Regions from separate parts of the Homo sapiens genome. Here regions 2 and 3 are each linked to region 1. A link is a contact called in ENCODE Hi-C or POLR2A ChIA-PET data. All regions are on one chromosome and are shown on one strand. Each heading gives the region's core, a stretch centred on a gene start or an enhancer-like site at or near the end of the contact. The rest is flanking DNA. Distances are from core to core; before and after follow the strand shown. Region 1 holds the start of ADGRG7 (adhesion G protein-coupled receptor G7). Region 2 holds the start of TRMT10C (tRNA methyltransferase 10C, mitochondrial RNase P subunit). Region 3 overlaps CMSS1 (cms1 ribosomal small subunit homolog).

Region 1 (3,511 bases), core at 271-2,770:
CACTTCTGATTTTTCAACTTCACCATGGTGCAAAAGCAATATGCATTCAGTAGAAACCATGTTTGGGGTACCCATACAACCATTCTGTTTTTCACTTTCACTACAGTATTCAATATATCACATGGGATATTCGCCACTTTATTATAAAATAGGCTTTGTGATAGATGATTTTGCCCAATTTTATGCTATTGTATGTGTTTTGGGCACATTTAAGGTAGGCTAGCCTAAGCAAGGATGTTCAGCAGGTTAGGTGTATATTTAATGCGTTTTGACTTAAGATATTTTTTAACTTAAGGTGGATTTATTGGGATGTAATCTTATTGTAAGTCAAGGAGCACCTGCACTCCATAATAATTAAATATGATGATCTTTTATTTTAGCAGTTATGACTTGCCTTATAGGTGGCTATATCTAGGTATCTCACCCCTGAGAAATTATGAGTTCTTTGAGGACCCTGTTCATGTCTTGTACCAATTCAAACACATTAAAGGCATTTAATATGGATTTGATGAAGCAAGGGAGTGTCCAGAGAAGACCAGAGCATCTGTTCTCTCTACCAAAACAAAACTGTGATTGAGGAGGTGAATGTTCATGTATCTGTTCTTCCCTGTAAGGGTAGAGGGTAGGGAAGGAGAACATGGGAGCCTGGGCAGGAGAGGGTCAGAGCTGCATCTATAGAGAGACACCAGTTTGTAGTTACTCTGATGATGTATTAGTTTCCCAGGGCTGCTCTAATAAAGTACCACAAACTGGGTGGCTTAAACAACATAAATTTGTTGTCTTACAGTTTGGGTGGCTAGAAGTCAAGTCAAGGTGTCAGCAGAGCCAGTTCCTTCTGAGGACTCTCTCTTGTAGATGGCCGTCTTCTCTCTCTGTCTCTTCAGATCATCTTTCTGTATTCATGTCTGTGTTCAGATTTCTTCTTCTTATGAGGACACCAGCCATATTGATTAGTGACCACCCTAACAAACTCGTTTTAACTCGATCACCTCTGCAGTAACCACATCTCCATGTGAGGCCTCATTCTGAGGTACCGAAGGTTAGGACTCCAACATATGAATGTTGGAGGGGACACAATTCAGCCCATAGCAGGTGGGTTATCATGCTGGGCTTTAGTGCTTGTCAAGACCCAGCCTGTGCCAGTATGCACACTCACCAACTGCATCTGTCAAAATGTAGGCTCCTTAAAGAAATGCAAGCGCTAAAAACCATGTGTGGTGATTGCCATTTATCCTCTTATTGACAACCTAGTTCATTTCCCCGAGAGAGTGTTTTGTGTGGTCTGAAGCACCTGCCAGTCTATCTCTGCTGTACCCTCCCAAGACAAAAATACAGGAAGCCGAGCCATAGGTGACTACTGGCAACCACTGCCTTTGTGATTTCCTCTTTGGTTTCTTCTATTTTGTTCCCTTCCTTCACTCTGTGGCTTGTCTGGGCATTCACTCTTTGACCCTTGTGGCTAGTCCCTCCCCTTCTTCTTTATTGCCCTGAGTTATCTCCCTATTCCCATAACTCTAATCACTTTTTTCATGTTCTCCTTGAGTGAAGGATGAGGAAATTGAAAGCAGAGTATGCACCTTTTATTAGGAGATTCAAACTGCATCCTACTGGATTAGCCTCAAAAGTCCTAAAATACAAAGACATCCATCTGACAGATCACTGAGGGGAGGACTTGTTTTTCTGTTTTAGAATAGTTTCCGATTAAACTTTTTAGCTCAAGAAGAAAAGAAGCTAGTTATTTCTCACCCAGGAGTGGATTTGTGGTTTGGCTTCACCATGGCTTCCTGCCGTGCCTGGAACCTTAGGGTGCTGGTGGCTGTCGTGTGTGGACTACTGACTGGCATCATTTTGGGACTGGGCATCTGGAGGATTGTGATCAGGATCCAAAGAGGTAATGTTGTCCTGCTATGTTTAACTCAGAGTAAGAGAAGGTATGGGACCTCTGTCCCTGCCACCTGGTGCACAAGTACTGGGAGGTACCTTGTCCAGTCTGAGGCATTCCACCAAGGTGCCATTTATGGGATATAAAAGACCAAGTCAGTTAAGCCTAGCAGATGGTTGAATAGAAATGAATAGGTGTGGGTGTGAGTGGGCAGGGGGAAGAGTGACATAATTGAATTGGCCTCTTTATGCTCTTTTAACTCCAGACTGAATTGGTAGAAGAGTAATAATTAAAACGATTAGTAACACACATTTAGGTCTGTTTGGCTAAATTCAGGAAAGGGTAAATCGTTATGAACAAGGACACACACATGCATCAAACACATACACACACATGCATAACACACATACAATCAAACATACACAGAATGGAATTTCATTTTAAGAGAGAAGTTAAAGAAACTCATCACTAAGGTTTAAGTGAAATGATCTCATGGTTTGCATACAAATTTCCCACTTTCCAGATGTAGGAAACTAATCAAAAATTTAAAAACCATTTTTAAATGACTTTCCTGATTATTCAACGAACATTTGTTAGTCCCCCGCTGTGTGCCAGAGCTGGCCTGGAAAAGGAGGACGTGGGAGGGGAAGTAGTGAGTAAAACAATGATGTTAAAGAAAAGCCCGCTGGAACTCAGAACGCGAAATTTCAATGATCCTAATGCTGGATCCCTTGGGCTGTAGAGCTTCTCCGTAAAGGAATTCAATGTTGGATGGGCTACATACTCCCTTTCGTGAAAATCAGAGAAAGCTTCTAATGAAACAATAAATAAGGGTAAATAATGCCGATCGGGAAAGGCAGCAGGAGAGGCAGTATGCCCTCTGAGCAGGTAACTGGGGAGGACAGAAGGTTGGGGAGCTAGCAGGAGCATGGAGCATGGCTGCAAAGATCCAGTGTTGAAGACCAACAGAGGGATCTGACATACTGGCTGCTGATGGAGTGGTAGCTGGGGATGGATTTGTCCTCCCCCTACCCCACCGCCCTAACCAGTATTTAGAGAATACTGTATCGATAGTATTTAGAGAACTAGAATGAGAAAATTTACCAGAACAAAAATAGTAAAATTTAAACTTGGAGCAAATGTGTTTTTGTTTGTTTAAGGTTGTAAAATAGTTTCATTCAGGTTAAAAAATTATGAACTATGGATTTTACCCCATTAAGGCTGCCAAATTTATAAGACCTCATTTAAAGGACATACTTCACAAAGTTTTGTTTGTTTGTTTTTCCTTCCTTCCTTCCTTCCTTCCTTCCTTCCTTCCTTCCTTCCTTCCTTCCTTCCTTTCTTCTTTCCTTCCTTCCTTCCTTCCTCCCTTCCTTCCCCCCGTTCCTTTTTTCCTTTATGTAAGCGACATCTATTTTTAAAGGGAAATTTATGATGACTTATAAAGGACACAGTTATAGCAAAACCATTAAAAACAAGGACCAAAGTACAAAAACAACATGAGAAAGAGTGCAGGATGGGGGACAGAAAACCTGAAAGTTCAAGGCTTGGGGGGAGTTGCTGAAAATAAATACAAAATATATTCCCGAACTTTCTGAGTACTAAGATCCAAAAGGAGGCATAATAAGT
Region 2 (3,511 bases), core at 342-2,841, 950 kb after region 1:
AACTACTAGACGATATTTATTCTTGATTTTTTTCCATGTTTGGGAGTAAACTCATGATTATTTTGCTATCACCACCTCACCTTTCTAACATGATAGTAATCAGTCTCTTAGACAAGATCTCGTTTTTTAAAATCATTTGGAAAAGACTATGCCTACCTTCTTTTATTTTAGTAAACTATATACAATATAAACATTTCCATTTTAGTCATTTTCAAGTGTACAGTTCAATGGCATTAAGTACATTCACGTTCTTGTACAACCATCACTACTATCCATCTCCAGAACTTTTTCATCATCCCATACTGAAAATTCATACCTATTAAACAGTAACTGCCCATTCTTCCCTTTCCCCAGCCCCTGGTAAACACTATTCTACTTTCTTTCTTTATGATTTGACTATTCTAGGCACTTCATATAGGTGGACTTATACAATATTTGTCCTTTTGTGCCTGGCTTATCTCAGTGTATAATGCCTCCAAAGTTTATCCATGTTGTACCATGTATCAGAACTTCATTCCTTTTTAAGACTGAATAATATTCCATTGTATGTACATGCAACATTTTTTAATCTATTCATCTGTTCATGGATATTTGGGTTGCTTCCACCTTTTGGTTATTATCAATAATGCTACAATGACATTAGAGTACAAGTGTCTGTTTGTGTCTCTGCTTTCAATTTCTTTGGGTATATTACTAGGAGTAGAATGGCTGCAGAATATGTTCATTCTGTGTTTGGTTACAAATATATGTGGAGGCTGAATTGGCCCCAAAGGCCACCAATTTACAAATGTGTTTTAATTTCATTTCACATTAAACTTTCCAAATGAGCTAGGAGGAGACAGAAACTTACCGTGGCTTATCACGTTCCAAGCATAGTGCCAGGTACTGGTGATAAACTGGTCAAAAAGATTAGGAGTTTAAAGTCCTAGCGTCAAGGAGTTTGAAGCTGAGTAAGAAGACGTGTGAAAAAAACATACTTTATTTTAGTACTCTGTCAGCAAATGTTTATAAATACAGGGCCCAAACAGAGAGTAGGTTGAAAAGAGGATTAGAAACAGTTTTTTTTTTTTTTTTTTTTTTTTTTTGAGACAGAGAGTCTTGCTCTGTCGCCCAGGCTGGAGTGCAGTGGCGCGATCTCAGCTCACCGCAACCTCCGCCTCCCAGGTTCAAGCGATTCTCCTGCCTCAGCCTCCCGAGCAACTGGGATTACAGGCGCGCGCCACCACACCTGGCTAATTTTTGTATTTTTAGTAGAGACGGGGTTTCACTATGTTGGCCAGGCTGGTCTCAAACTCCTGACCCCAAGTGATCCGCCCGCCTCGGCCGCCCAAAGCACTGGGATAACAGGCGTAAGCCAACTGGCCCGGCCCAGAAGAAGTTTTTAGGATATATGGAGGAAAACACAACACAACACAGCTACAACTCCGTGACAACTGAGAGCGTAGTCTTCGAGTACCCAGTTGCCTACTGACAGCCGTCTCCTCTAAGGCGCTTCTTTTAGCCAAGAAAGCGTTCTTTGCGTGCTGTGACGTAAAAAGCAGCGCCGGAAGGGAGAGGGCGGAACTTCCGGCTGAGCCCCAGCGACCGCTCTGGTCGGCTGTGTAGACTGTTGGGTAGGCTGCGTGCTAGCTTCGGCGCGGATCCCTGGGCGTCCGTACGTCGGAGTCCTTCGTCCTCCAGGGTCCCTGTTCTTTGCGCCAGCGGGAACCACTATCTCTGCACTCCTGGTAAGCGAGTTTCTTCTTTCGCCTAATGTGTGTGTTGGGGGTGGGAGGACGCCGGAGACGTTCCAAGATGCACTTAGTGGAGCATGTGCGTTCGGAAGGCCCACGGGTAAGAGGAAGCCCAGTGATTTTAATAAACTATAACTAGTACAGTACCTGAAACAAAATCAGTGGTTCCTGAAATGATGTACTTGATTGCTTTTTACAATTGGGGTTTTCATTTCTGTGGTATTCTAAGTCCTTGCCAGTTACAAGAATAAAACTTTTAAAACTCCTTCTGAAATCAATGTTTATTAGATTGGGGCCTGGGGACCCCAGTTAAATATTTCCGGGATTCTAAAGTAAATTGTTTTCTCTTTAAAGGGAGGCTGAGCCGGGCGCGGTGGCTCACGCCTGTAATCCCAGCACAATGAGAGGCCGAGGTGGGCGGATCACGAGGTCAGGAGATCCGAGACCATCCTGGCTAACACAGTGAAACCCCGTCTGTACTAAAAATACAAAATAGCCGGGCGTGGTGGCGGGTGCCTGTAGTCCCAGCTACTCGGGAGGCTGAGGCAGGAGAATGGCGTGAACCCTGGGAGGCGGAGCTTGCGCCGAGATCGCGCCACTATACTCCAGCCTGGAGTGACAGAGCGAGACTCCGTCTCAAAAAAAATAATAAAGGGAGGCTGAACTTTTTTTTTCTTTTTTTTTTTTTTAATGAAGGAAGCATCGATCTAGGGTATTAGAAAAATATTTGCGTGATTACTGTGAGCCAAATACTGTCAAGCATTGGATTCAATGTTAACATTATAGACAAAGTCCTTGTCCTCATGGACACTAGTTAGTCCTTACCATCTAGTGAGGCAAATAGATAACCAGGCAATTACAGTGCAGTGTTAGAAGTACTGTCATAGGCACCAGAGTGCTGTGAAAAGTAATGGTGGAATACTTGAAGTGTGAGGTGAAGAATAGCTAGAGATGCTGCTGACCTGGCCGCAATAAGCTTAGAAATATATGTTGGGAACAATACCAATGGATAGCAATATCCCTTGAAACAGAACATTGAAGGAGGATCAGATTGTGAAGCAAAGGTAGAGGGGTTATTTCGATTTGTTGCGTTTGAGGTGTTTTTTGTTTGTTTTTGTTGTTTTGAGACAGTCTTACTCTGTCGCTCACTGCAACAGATTTTGTTGCAAAATCTCGGCTCACTGCAACTTCCGCCCCCCTTATTCAAGCGATTCTTCTACATCAGCCTCACGAGTACCTGGGAAGTAGAAGAATCGCCCCACTTCAGCCTCACGAGTACCTGGGATTACAGGCATGCGCCACCACACCTGGCTAATTTTTGTATTTTTAGTAGAGACAGGGTTTCGCCATGTTGGTCAGGCTGGTCTCAAACTCCTGACCTCAAGCGATCCTCCCTCCTCGGCCTTCCAAAGTGCTGGGATTACAGGAGTGAGCCACTGCACCCGGCCTGCATTTGAGATGTCTTTCTAATGCATGGTCATTGAAGCCACAGAAGTAGGTCACATCTCAGAAGGGAAATGTATAGATTGAAAAAAAAGAATAGGATAGAATGCGGAGTTACATCCACCTTTAAGGGAGGGGCATCTGGACATCAGTGCACAGGTCAGAGAGCAGGAAACCTAGGAGCCTGTGCAGGGTCATTAAATGAAGCCAAGGGAAGAAGGAATTTTTCAAGTGTTTTATTTGCATTTTGTAAAAATTTGAATTCCCTTTATTTCTTTTCCTTCAAATTTGAGACAAGTTTTACATCTTTAAGCATCTTCAATATCTCATGGACA
Region 3 (3,511 bases), core at 439-2,938, 560 kb before region 1:
TTTTGTAATTTTTAATTCCCAGGCATCCCTCCTCTCGCAAACACCTCCTATAATTCTCCCCCTGAAAAATCAGGGGACTTCATTTATCTTAAATGGGACATTTGGACCCAAATGATTTCTGAGGCTGCCCCCAGGTTCTTCATCTTGGTGGGTTCTCATTATTGCTGCTGCAGTGACTGATTGATTTGTTGAGAAATATCTGTCTAAATATTCTTCTGGTAACATTATTTTTAGGAAGGCAAAGCCTTTACATTTCCAGACGGCAGCTTTGCTGTGAATGTGGGGAAACCACAGAAAGCTGTAACACATTGCACATGTCAGCAAGGCCTTCTGGGCTTCTTGGCATTCCTAATGATGATAATGATCCCACTTGGTGGAGTCTGACCCTCCCTGCAGCTGGTGTCCTTTCTGCGCAGGGATGAGGTCACTGGGGAAGGGGGAGGAGGCGGAGCTGGGGTGGATGAGAGAAGGGAAGGGGAAGAAGCTGTCACATCTGCATTCTTGGTGGAAAAATGGAAACATGTTTGCCACATGCTTGCTTTGTTTGTTTATTTTTTAAGGAAAGGGTATGGAGAGGCAAGAGAATAGTGAGGAATTGTAACATGATGACTGCTTGGTTTTCCCCCAAGGCTTCACAGCTAAATAGCTGTATTCTCAATAACAGGCTCATCAAATTTCCCAGGGCACTGATAACTCTATGAATCTAATCCTGAATACTTGAAACTGATCAGGGCCAGGATATTCCAGCGTTTGGATCCAGTAACTTCTTTAGAGTTGTGAAAATTCCTAATTCTAGATAGTCCACTCCTCCTTATGCCTCAGACATGTCTTAAAAAGGGAAATTCAGAATTTGCAGAATTATTTTTATATTTGGCAATGTAGTTAAAAGTATCAGGTTGTTCACCTATTTCTCAAAGTTGTCACTGAAAGTAAACAACCTTTTTTTTTTTTTAAGTTTACTAGTAGTAGCCTAACTGGTAGATCATAGTTTTATCTCTAGAGCTTGTTGTATATACAGAGATTATAAATCTAGAATTCCCCAACTCCCCCCAGGATTTGGGATTGTTGTTACAATTGGTTGTTGTTGATGTTTTTGTGAGGAGAGAGGTTAGCAAAAGAGGGGTCCTGTTGTCATTACAGGGAATGACCTGGCCTGGGCAAAATCACAACCAACCACTTGGCCATCTCAGCTCCAGGTAATAGAAATAAGTCAGCGCTGACAGAAGTGAGAAAAATACTCAAAATGCTCTCAAGATGGTTTTGAACCCTTCAAACCTGATAAGGCCAGGTCTGATTAGCCTTTGTATCTTCAATACCTCAGCCAGGGCCTAATAGATAGTAAGTGCTCAGTGAGTGGTGAGTGGCCAAGTAACCCAGTTTTCCTATTTTCCATGGTTCAGGACTACTGTTGGTAGGCAGAACAAATGACCATGAGTAATTAGGTAGAGGGAAAAAATATTTCCTCCTAAATCATGGAGAAAGAGGCTGTTATTTAAGTAAATATAATAATTGACTATCAACAGTGCTCCCGACTTGAGTTTTCAAGATAAAATGTAAAGGGTATTGTCCTCAGGTTTTGAAGGTCCAAAACTGCTAAATGTTTAGCCATTGAAGTTTTCTAACCTAAATTTCCTTGTTGGTAAAATGGGTATAATACTTTCTCTGCCTACCTTTCTAGGGTTATTTTCAGGATTAAATGCTTTTAAGGAAGTGAAACTAGTAAAAACTATCGGAGGGAAGTGTTGTTATTTTCTTCTTTTGAGAACAATATATCTTTAAACATTTTTAGAAGAAAAAAAGGTTTTGAATTCCTTGAAGAAAAGGTGCTTCCAAAGCATATTTATTGATGCTATTATTGTAAATCCCTCTTTAAGCTTCATGCATTTAAAAATTAATGACAACTCTCCTCTTCCTTTCTGGAAAGCTTTTATGACTTAACTCCAAATTCTATGTGTTTAAAAAAACTAAAGTATCATGTCCTCCTTAAAGAATACCATTATTATTCATAACCTCTGAAACCAGCGAGGGTCATAAAGCTACTGACTGCGAATGATTAAGTGGCCACAAATAAAACACTGGTATTACCACATGTAAATTCTTTCCCTGCAGTTTATGCCTCCGCAAACAGTGATTCAACTGCAGGTGTCTGTCAAGAGACAGTAGAGTTTTGTCCTTCTGGAAGCCTCACTGTATGTGAAGTCAAGAAACAATGCCCCTGCCACTGTCTAGCTATAGCCTCAATCAAATCATTTCACCTCTCTTAGCCTCTGCTTCCTCTTTTAACTGACAGGGCATTCAGTGGCTGTGCGTCTGGGCCTCACTGCTCTCCCCAGAAGGCATTTGAAAAAAAAAAGGAAGGCATTTTTGGTTGTCAAAATGACAGGGTGGGCGAAAAATGATAGGATGGAGGTAGCTTCTGGCACTTAGTAGGCAAATTTTCTATGGTGAGTTGAGCAGACTCATGAAAGAACGAATTGTCCCTCCTATAGTGTAAATATACCCTCCTAAGAAACACTGGGCCATAGCTTGTGAAAGTGAAAGGGTTTAAATTAGTAGTAAGGGACTGTCCCAGGCAAGCTGGCATATAGGGGCCAAACAGCCACAATCCAAGTCCACTTGTGCTTGCATTGTCTTCCTGCATTCTGGCCCTGTTTGCCCCACAAATGACCAGGTCCCAAGCTCTGCTGAACAGCCCTCAGGGAAGGGGACAGATAGGTCCAGACCAAATCCTTCCACTGTCTTTATTTTACTAGGAAAACTAGCAATAGACTTAAAGTTAACTCACTTGTTTATCCCTTAATTTGGTTATGCTTTAGTCCCAGAGGCCCCTCATTTCTCCCCTTTCCAGACCTTCAGAGCCTTCGGCACTGCCAGCCCTCAAGTATGGCAGCTGCTTGAAGCATTTGCTTGGGGTGAGTTGGGGAAAGAGGAGGAAGAGTAGAGCCAGCTCTTCCCTGCAGCTGTGGCTAACCGAGGCAAGCTGTGACACGGAGCTCACTCCATCTCAGTCAGAGCCCACCCTGAAGCCATATCTGTGGGTGCAAAGTTATTGTGACACAACCCACCACACAGTGTCAGGGGAGAAACTGAGCATGGTAATTGAGGTGCCAGGTGATTCTTGCACCACTTTTTTGGACTGCCATTTAGAGAGGGAAAATAAAAGCCAAATCAGGAATCATTTCCACTCTGTTAACATCTCACTAAAGGAAGCAATCAAGTCCAGGTGGGTTTTATGTTTCTCAGCCCCTGTACATGGACAAAGACTGGGATTCCAGATTTTCCTAACTAGCCCTAGGTTTTTCTCCTAGGACATTTTCTTTCTGCTTCTAAAATTGTATTTTACTCTTTAAAAAAAAATCTGTTGTGCAGAATTATATAAGGTTGATATGATGGCCTAGACTGATTGCTTAAATATGGACTTGGACAGTTATGGAAAAGCACTTTTGTTTGTGTCATGGAATTAAAGTTACCACACACACAATTGTCTATTTTCAAACCTAATGGATTACAT

Evidence for each region. A loop is a pair of places that touch in the nucleus more often than their neighbours do. ChIA-PET counts read pairs that join two places held with the same protein, here RNA polymerase II (POLR2A). Pooled maps may share reads with other maps.
Region 2: a loop to region 1 is called in a pooled map, with 2.9 times the contacts of the local background. The contact joins the promoter of TRMT10C here to the promoter of ADGRG7 in region 1. A Hi-C loop is called at or near these places in 2 of 37 single-sample maps with no recorded cell type and 4 of 50 pooled maps. POLR2A ChIA-PET finds 5 or more read pairs at or near these places in 1 of 52 experiments (MCF 10A).
Region 3: a loop to region 1 is called in a pooled map, with 6 times the contacts of the local background. The contact joins the enhancer-like site here to the promoter of ADGRG7 in region 1. A Hi-C loop is called at or near these places in 1 of 37 single-sample maps with no recorded cell type and 4 of 50 pooled maps. POLR2A ChIA-PET finds 5 or more read pairs at or near these places in 2 of 52 experiments (OCI-LY7 and PC-9).

What each region holds. Positions count from the first base shown.
Region 1 is chr3:100,608,081-100,611,591 of GRCh38, forward strand. It overlaps ADGRG7 (adhesion G protein-coupled receptor G7), which reads left to right and starts at 1,521. Exons shown (of 16, transcript NM_032787.3): 1 at 1,521-1,891. The coding sequence starts at 1,777.
Region 2 is chr3:101,560,277-101,563,787 of GRCh38, forward strand. It overlaps TRMT10C (tRNA methyltransferase 10C, mitochondrial RNase P subunit), which reads left to right and starts at 1,592. Exons shown (of 2, transcript NM_017819.4): 1 at 1,592-1,727. RefSeq lists enhancers at 1,578-1,647, 1,658-1,727.
Region 3 is chr3:100,045,488-100,048,998 of GRCh38, forward strand. The region is part of intron 1 of CMSS1 (cms1 ribosomal small subunit homolog); the gene reads left to right. All of the region lies in intron 1 of FILIP1L (filamin A interacting protein 1 like), which reads right to left. Among named protein-coding and RNA genes, the nearest start is that of FILIP1L, 67 kb to the right of the region's middle. RefSeq lists an enhancer at 2,272-2,361. Within about 2 kb of position 1,689, at least 14 of the 41 ENCODE cell types and tissues checked have a DNase peak (open chromatin) inside an H3K27ac peak, as active enhancers do; they include PC-9, where a contact is called at or near this core.